Linked DNA regions of Homo sapiens: region 1 is linked to region 2. Evidence: read pairs that join two places in POLR2A ChIA-PET (ENCODE). Cell type or tissue: endothelial cell of umbilical vein. All regions are shown on one strand. Links, peaks and the distances in the headings refer to the core of each region. The heading gives the core; the rest is flanking DNA.

Region 1 (2,921 bases), core at 221-2,720, 530 kb after region 2:
GCGGAGCTAGCAGTGAGCCGAGATCGCGCCACTGCACTCCAGCCTGGGCGAGAGAGCGAGACTCCGTCTCAAAAAAAAAAAAAAAAAAAAAAAAAAAATTAGCCGGGTGTGGTGGCGGGTGCCTGTAATCCCAGCTACTTGGGAGGCTGAGGCAGGAGAATTGTTTGAACTTGGGAGGCAGAGGTTGCAGTGAGCCAAGACTGTGCCACTGCCCTCCAGCCTGGGTGATAGAGTGAGACTCTGTCCTATAAAAAATAAAAATACAAAATAAAATACTATTTATTGATTTAAAAAAATACCCTCTGGAGTGAGTTGGCTCAAATGTTTAAATAAATTTAAAATAAAATAGTATCCTGTTGGCTCCAAAAAGGATTTGTGATAGCTCTAAGTAAGGCTCTTATAAACCTTTTTAAGTCGACTTTGCAAGTTAGTACATTTGGGAAGCCCCAAAATAGAACATAGTTGTCAAGATTCGGACATGACCTAGCACATGTTTTCAGACCATGAATCCTTAAAGAAGTGAAATTCTATCCTGGCAGGGACACTTTTCCCTTACTTAAAACTGTAAACTAGTAAAGGGTATTTCCTTTTATCACTACTCTAACATTCCAGTAGTCTCTCTGTAAAGTCCTTTTAGAGACATCCAGCCCTGAAATCTGTAGTAGCACAGTTATTTCTTCTTGTTGGTCTCTTGACTACAACTCTCTTAATGGTTTAATAGCCCAGGAAAAGTCAAAAAACTACTCGGAAAACACTGACAAAGACTTATCGAGGAGACGTTCCTCCAGGCTGTCCACTAATGGGACCCATGAGATCCTAGATCCTGACTTGGTTGTATCAGATTTGGTTGATACGGATCCTTTGCAAGACACGTTGTCTAGTACCAAGGAATCTGAAGAAGGTGAGTCAGTCTGTTCAGGAATTGTCTTGCCAACCTGGTTCCTATTTAGTGAGAATCAATGTAAATCATTATGTTCTGCCTTCCACAAGTATTAAATTGTCTTGAAATCAAACTATTGAATGTGCTGCAGTGTTTTTATAATGTATTGCTCTTCACTGATGATTTATTCAATAGACATACTTTCTGGATGCATTTGTGGTTGGTTTTGCTTATCTACCGTTCAGTGTTGGCCTGGAGGTACACTGTTCGAAGAGCCCTGCTTCTCTCTCTCTGCTGCCATCTCATTCGTGCCTTTGTGTTTATACTTCCAGCTATTTTTCCTTTCACTTTAACCTCTTTCTTTGAGAAGCTCACAAGCCAGCCTGTATGTATGGGAACCTGTGAATGTATGCTTTTATGTTTTAGATTAATTCCTTCCTCTAAAAAGTCCCTGGCTTTCTTAGACTGTTGTAGGACTTTTGATTTCAGAATTACATACATGTATATTTCCCCCAAACTTTCTTTTTTTCTTCTAGGTCAGTTGAAGTCTGCTTTGGAAGCTGGCCAGGTCTCATCTGCACTGACTTGCCACTCCTTTGGGGATGGATCCGGGGCTGCAGGCTTGGAGTTGAACTGCCCATCAATGGGAGAAAACACGATGAAAACAGAACCGACTTCTCCCCTTGTGGAATTACAAGAGATTTCGACTGTGGAAGGTTCATATTTAGAGTTAAATTAATCCTCTTTTTATATACACTTTTGCTTATGCTTTGTGAACTAAAAAAAAAAAAATGACTTTTCTGTTGTTGTTTTTCACCTTTTATTAATATTCCCTTATCATTTTAATGTTATGCTCCTTTCATTTCTGATTTTGATAATTTGTGTTCCCTCTCTTAGTATGACTAGGGCTTTATCTATTTTGTTTTCAAAGAACTAACTTTTTACTTCAATTTTCTCTATTGTTTATTTTTAAAAATATAATTGATTTCTGTTTTGATCTTGCTTTCTTCCTTCAATTTTTTCTAGAACTTTACCTAATTGATTTTAGATCTTTCTTCCTTTTTTTTTTCATTACCTGGTGAAAAGATCTTTCTTCCTAATATGAGTATTTAAAGTTATAAATTTCTGGCTGGGCGCGATGGCTCATGCCTGTAATCCCAGCACTTTGGGAGGCCGAGGTGGGTGGATTGCCTGAGGTGGAGAGTTCGAGACCAGCCTGGCCAGCATGGTGAAACCCCGACTCTACTAAAAATACAAAAATTAGCTGGGCATGGTGGCAGGCACCTGTAGTCCCAGCTACTCGGGAAGCTGAGGCAGGAGAATTGCTTGAACCCAGGAGGCGGAGGTTGCGGTGAGCCAAGATCATGCCATTGCACTCCAGCCTGGGCAGCAGAGCGAGACTCAGTCTAAATAAATAAATAAATAATGAAATTATACATTTCCCACTGAGAACTGCTTTAGCAGCATCCTACACATTTTGATACGTTGTGTTTTTATTTTTGTTCAATTTAATATATCTTGTGATTTATTTGTTGACCATGGGTTACTTAGAAGTATGTTGTTTCAGTTTGAAGTATTTTATGTTTTTGTAGATACCTTATTGCTATTGATTTCTAATATAGTTTTACTGTGGTCAGAGAACATACTCTGTAGGATTTCAATCTTTTTATATTTGTTGCGATTTAATTTATGGTCCAGCATATGATCTGTCCTGGTGAATGTTTCATATGCACTTGAAAAGAATGTGTATTTTACCGTTGTCATGTGTTTGTTCTGTATCTGTCAGTTAGATCAAGGTAGTTGATGGTGTTTCTCTGATAAATTGATTTTTGTGGGGTTTTTTTCCTTTTGGTCTAGTTCTGTCAATTTCTAAGAGAAGGTTGTTAGGTTGTTAAAATCTCTGTTATTGTGGATTTGTTCATTTCTCCCTTTAATTTTGTCATTTTTGCTTTGTGTATTTTGAAGATCTTTTAGATGCATACACATTTATAATTTTTTTTTTTTTTGAGACAGAATCTTGCTTTGTCACACAGGCTGGAGT
Region 2 (2,921 bases), core at 238-2,737:
TTGGTTTTATAAATTCTACATTTTATATGTTTTCTTACAGAGGTACACCTGGGATGCCAAATAACACAGAGATAGATTTGCAAATTACCACCTTCAAACCATAGATTTTCAAGCTGAAAAAAAGCTGAAAACTTGGGGCTCATGTAGTTAGGCCTCCCCTGTCCCCACCTTTCTTTTAATACAGAAACTGAAGCACAGAAGAGGAAAGATTTGCCAGTCAGGGTGAGAACCAGGCCAGACTGGCTCTACACTGCCTATTACTTCTCCCTAGCCACGTGTCCCATTTATAGGTTGTACACACACGGAAGACTGAGATCCCCTCAAACACACACATGCACTCACACTCATCCATGCATGCACTCACAACCCAGTGATTAATATACAATTGTCTTGCCTATATAAGGCATGTCTATTTATGCCATGAGGTTAGAAAGAAGGTATCAAGTCAACTATAGCAGAAAGCAGTAATAGTAATTCCCCAACTCTTCCAAATCTCTATTATTTTAAAACCATCATCCTTTAGTTATAGTCTTTGTAACTAAACCGGAATTTGGGCACTTCTCTTCATGAAGGCAATTTAAGAGCCTGTATTGGGGGACCACCTAAAACCTTGCTATTGTCCCCTACCCCACCCTGCGTCACTAGCAACATCCGCATCACCTGGAAGCTTTTCAGAACTGTAGATTTTCTCACCCCTGTCCTGAAACTTACTGAATCAGAATCTGTATTTTAACAAGATCCTCAGGTGAACCATAGGCACATTAAAGTATGAGAAACGCTGATCTAAAACACTCCCTTATGGGGCAGCACCCTATCTACAACAATCCAAATAGAAAAAACGGCTGGATAAAATGCGATAGGGGAAAAATTCCCCAATTCCTGCAGGACTGCACTGATATACACTTGGATCAGAGACTAATAAAGCAGGTATGATTTATCTAATAAATGTTAGCTTAAAAAAGAATTCCAAAGGCTGGTATTCAATATATTCATTTATTTGACAATTATTTATTCATTTGACAATTATTCAATGTTTACTGCATAAGCAAAAAACTGAATAAGACGGTTTTCTGCTTTTATAAAACTTACAGTTAAGTAGAAGGGACACTGCATAAGAAGTAACATGGGAGAAGGCTCAAGTGTTGACAACTGTGATGAAGAGAGATGGAGGTCCAGAAGGAAATTCAACTGTGGCGAGAGGCAACTAAAAGGTTCCTGCAGTCCAGGAGTCAGCAACCTATGGCTCATTAAGCTATTCAGGATAGAGACAGCTGTGGCTCATATGGCTAGTGAGACAACTTCCAACAGAGTTTAGTCAACAATGATAAGAAGAACAGTTTCACTACAGGAAGAGCTACTGCGCAACTGCCTGGCAGTCAGCCAGGGCTTTGGCTGACCAGGAGGTATCTCTGGCCATCATTAAATAGGACTGAGACTGCCAACACCACCTTATGTCCACTGTGCACTGCTACAGAGTTGGGTGGTAAGTACTTGAGGGCATGTGGGAACATTCAGCTGGATGAATACCTTAAAGGCTGCCGATCTCACTCTGGGCAGCTGTGATATTGTGAAATATATAGTTGGTCTTCAACTCCCTTCCTGGCATACAACTCCTAAAATCTTTGGCCTTTCCAAAGTGGTGTCATTTTGTATGCTAATGATTGGTGGCTGGCGCACTTAGGTAGCTTCAGGGTAGGGGCTGGTCACTGAAAAACCAAGGGAGGATTAGAAGGTTAGGACTTTCTGTCCCATCTCCCAACCTCCAAGGAGGGCAGAGAGGCTGACTGATTTCCAATGGCCAGTGGTTTAATCAGTTGTGCCTACATAATGCAGCTTCCATAAAACCCTTAAAAGGACTGGGTTTGGGGCACTTCCAGATAGCTGAACAGGTGGAGGTTTCTGGACAGCTGCACACCAGGAAAGGTATGGAATCTCCTCACCCCTTCCCCCATCTTGTCCTATGCATCTCTTCATCTGTATCCCTTGCAATATCCTTTATAATAAACCGGTAATGTAATAAGTGTTTCCCTGAGTTCTGTGAGCCGCTCCAGCAAATTAATTGAACCAAAGAAAGGGGTGGGGAACCCCAATTTATAATCGGTTGGCCAGAAGCACAGGTAAAACAGCCTGGAGCTTGCAATTGGTGTGGCAAGTTGGGGGCAGTCTTGTGGGCAGAGCCCTCAACCTGTGGGATCTGACACTATCTCCGAGTACACAATGTTGGAATTGAATTGGGTTAGAGGACACCCACCTGGTGACCTCTCTCCAGAATTGACTGCCTGTTTGCTGTGTGGGGAGAAACTCCCACAAATGTGTCACAGAAACCTTCTGTGTAATTGTAATTGAGTGAGAGAGCTGAAAAAATACTTTTTTTCTCTATATTACACAGCAGCTACGACAGAAAGAAAGCAAAAAATGAAAAAGGAACCAAAAAGGATGATTACAAAGATAGCTCTCAGGCGAAGGATACGCATCAACTCAAAAATGGTTACTTTTCTCCTTCCTTGAAGGTAAGAAAAAATAACATAAAAAATAAAAAAGGTTACTTCTGGGGAGTTAGACTGGGGGGAAAAAAGACACTTGTTTTTTACACTCAATACTTTTTACTCTTTGATTTCTATTCTATGAGCATATGTAACTTTTATAATATGTTTATTTCTCAGTCCACAGGGAGAACTTTGCCCTGTAATGAAAGAAACCAAATTAACCCATTTCATGACCCAGTCATGGTTCTACTTTGGATGCTCCCAAGCTGGGAGGCAATGAAATGCTTCCCAGTAACAGGGAACTACAAGCTACTAAAACGTGATCTAGATACACAAAATACACAACATAAACAAAAGAAGATACTAGTGGGAGGTGAAGCCAGCTGGGCTTCTGGGTCGGGTGGATACTTGCACCAATCAGTGCTCTGTGTCTAG

The links. ChIA-PET counts read pairs that join two places held together with the same protein. Peaks named below come from ENCODE experiments on the same cell type or tissue, not always from the same donor. Only the 100,000 strongest peaks of a DNase experiment are listed, where the experiment ranks them.
Region 1: POLR2A ChIA-PET joins it to region 2 with 10 read pairs; 2 of 35 experiments call an interaction of 5 or more read pairs at or near these places.

The regions. Positions count from the first base shown.
Region 1 is chr20:35,870,234-35,873,154 of GRCh38, forward strand. PHF20 (PHD finger protein 20) reads left to right here. Exons shown (of 18, transcript NM_016436.5): 8 at 722-901; 9 at 1,417-1,596. Among named protein-coding and RNA genes, the nearest start is that of SCAND1, 83 kb to the right of the region's middle. In endothelial cell of umbilical vein, for the core only: no CTCF peak of the experiment used is centred there; a DNase peak (open chromatin) is centred at 1,278; H3K27ac peaks cover 1,166 bases.
Region 2 is chr20:35,343,136-35,346,056 of GRCh38, forward strand. All of the region lies in intron 7 of UQCC1 (ubiquinol-cytochrome c reductase complex assembly factor 1), which reads right to left. Among named protein-coding and RNA genes, the nearest start is that of FAM83C, 52 kb to the left of the region's middle. RefSeq lists a silencer at 1,171-1,465 and an enhancer at 1,171-1,465. In endothelial cell of umbilical vein, for the core only: no CTCF peak of the experiment used is centred there; a DNase peak (open chromatin) is centred at 1,326.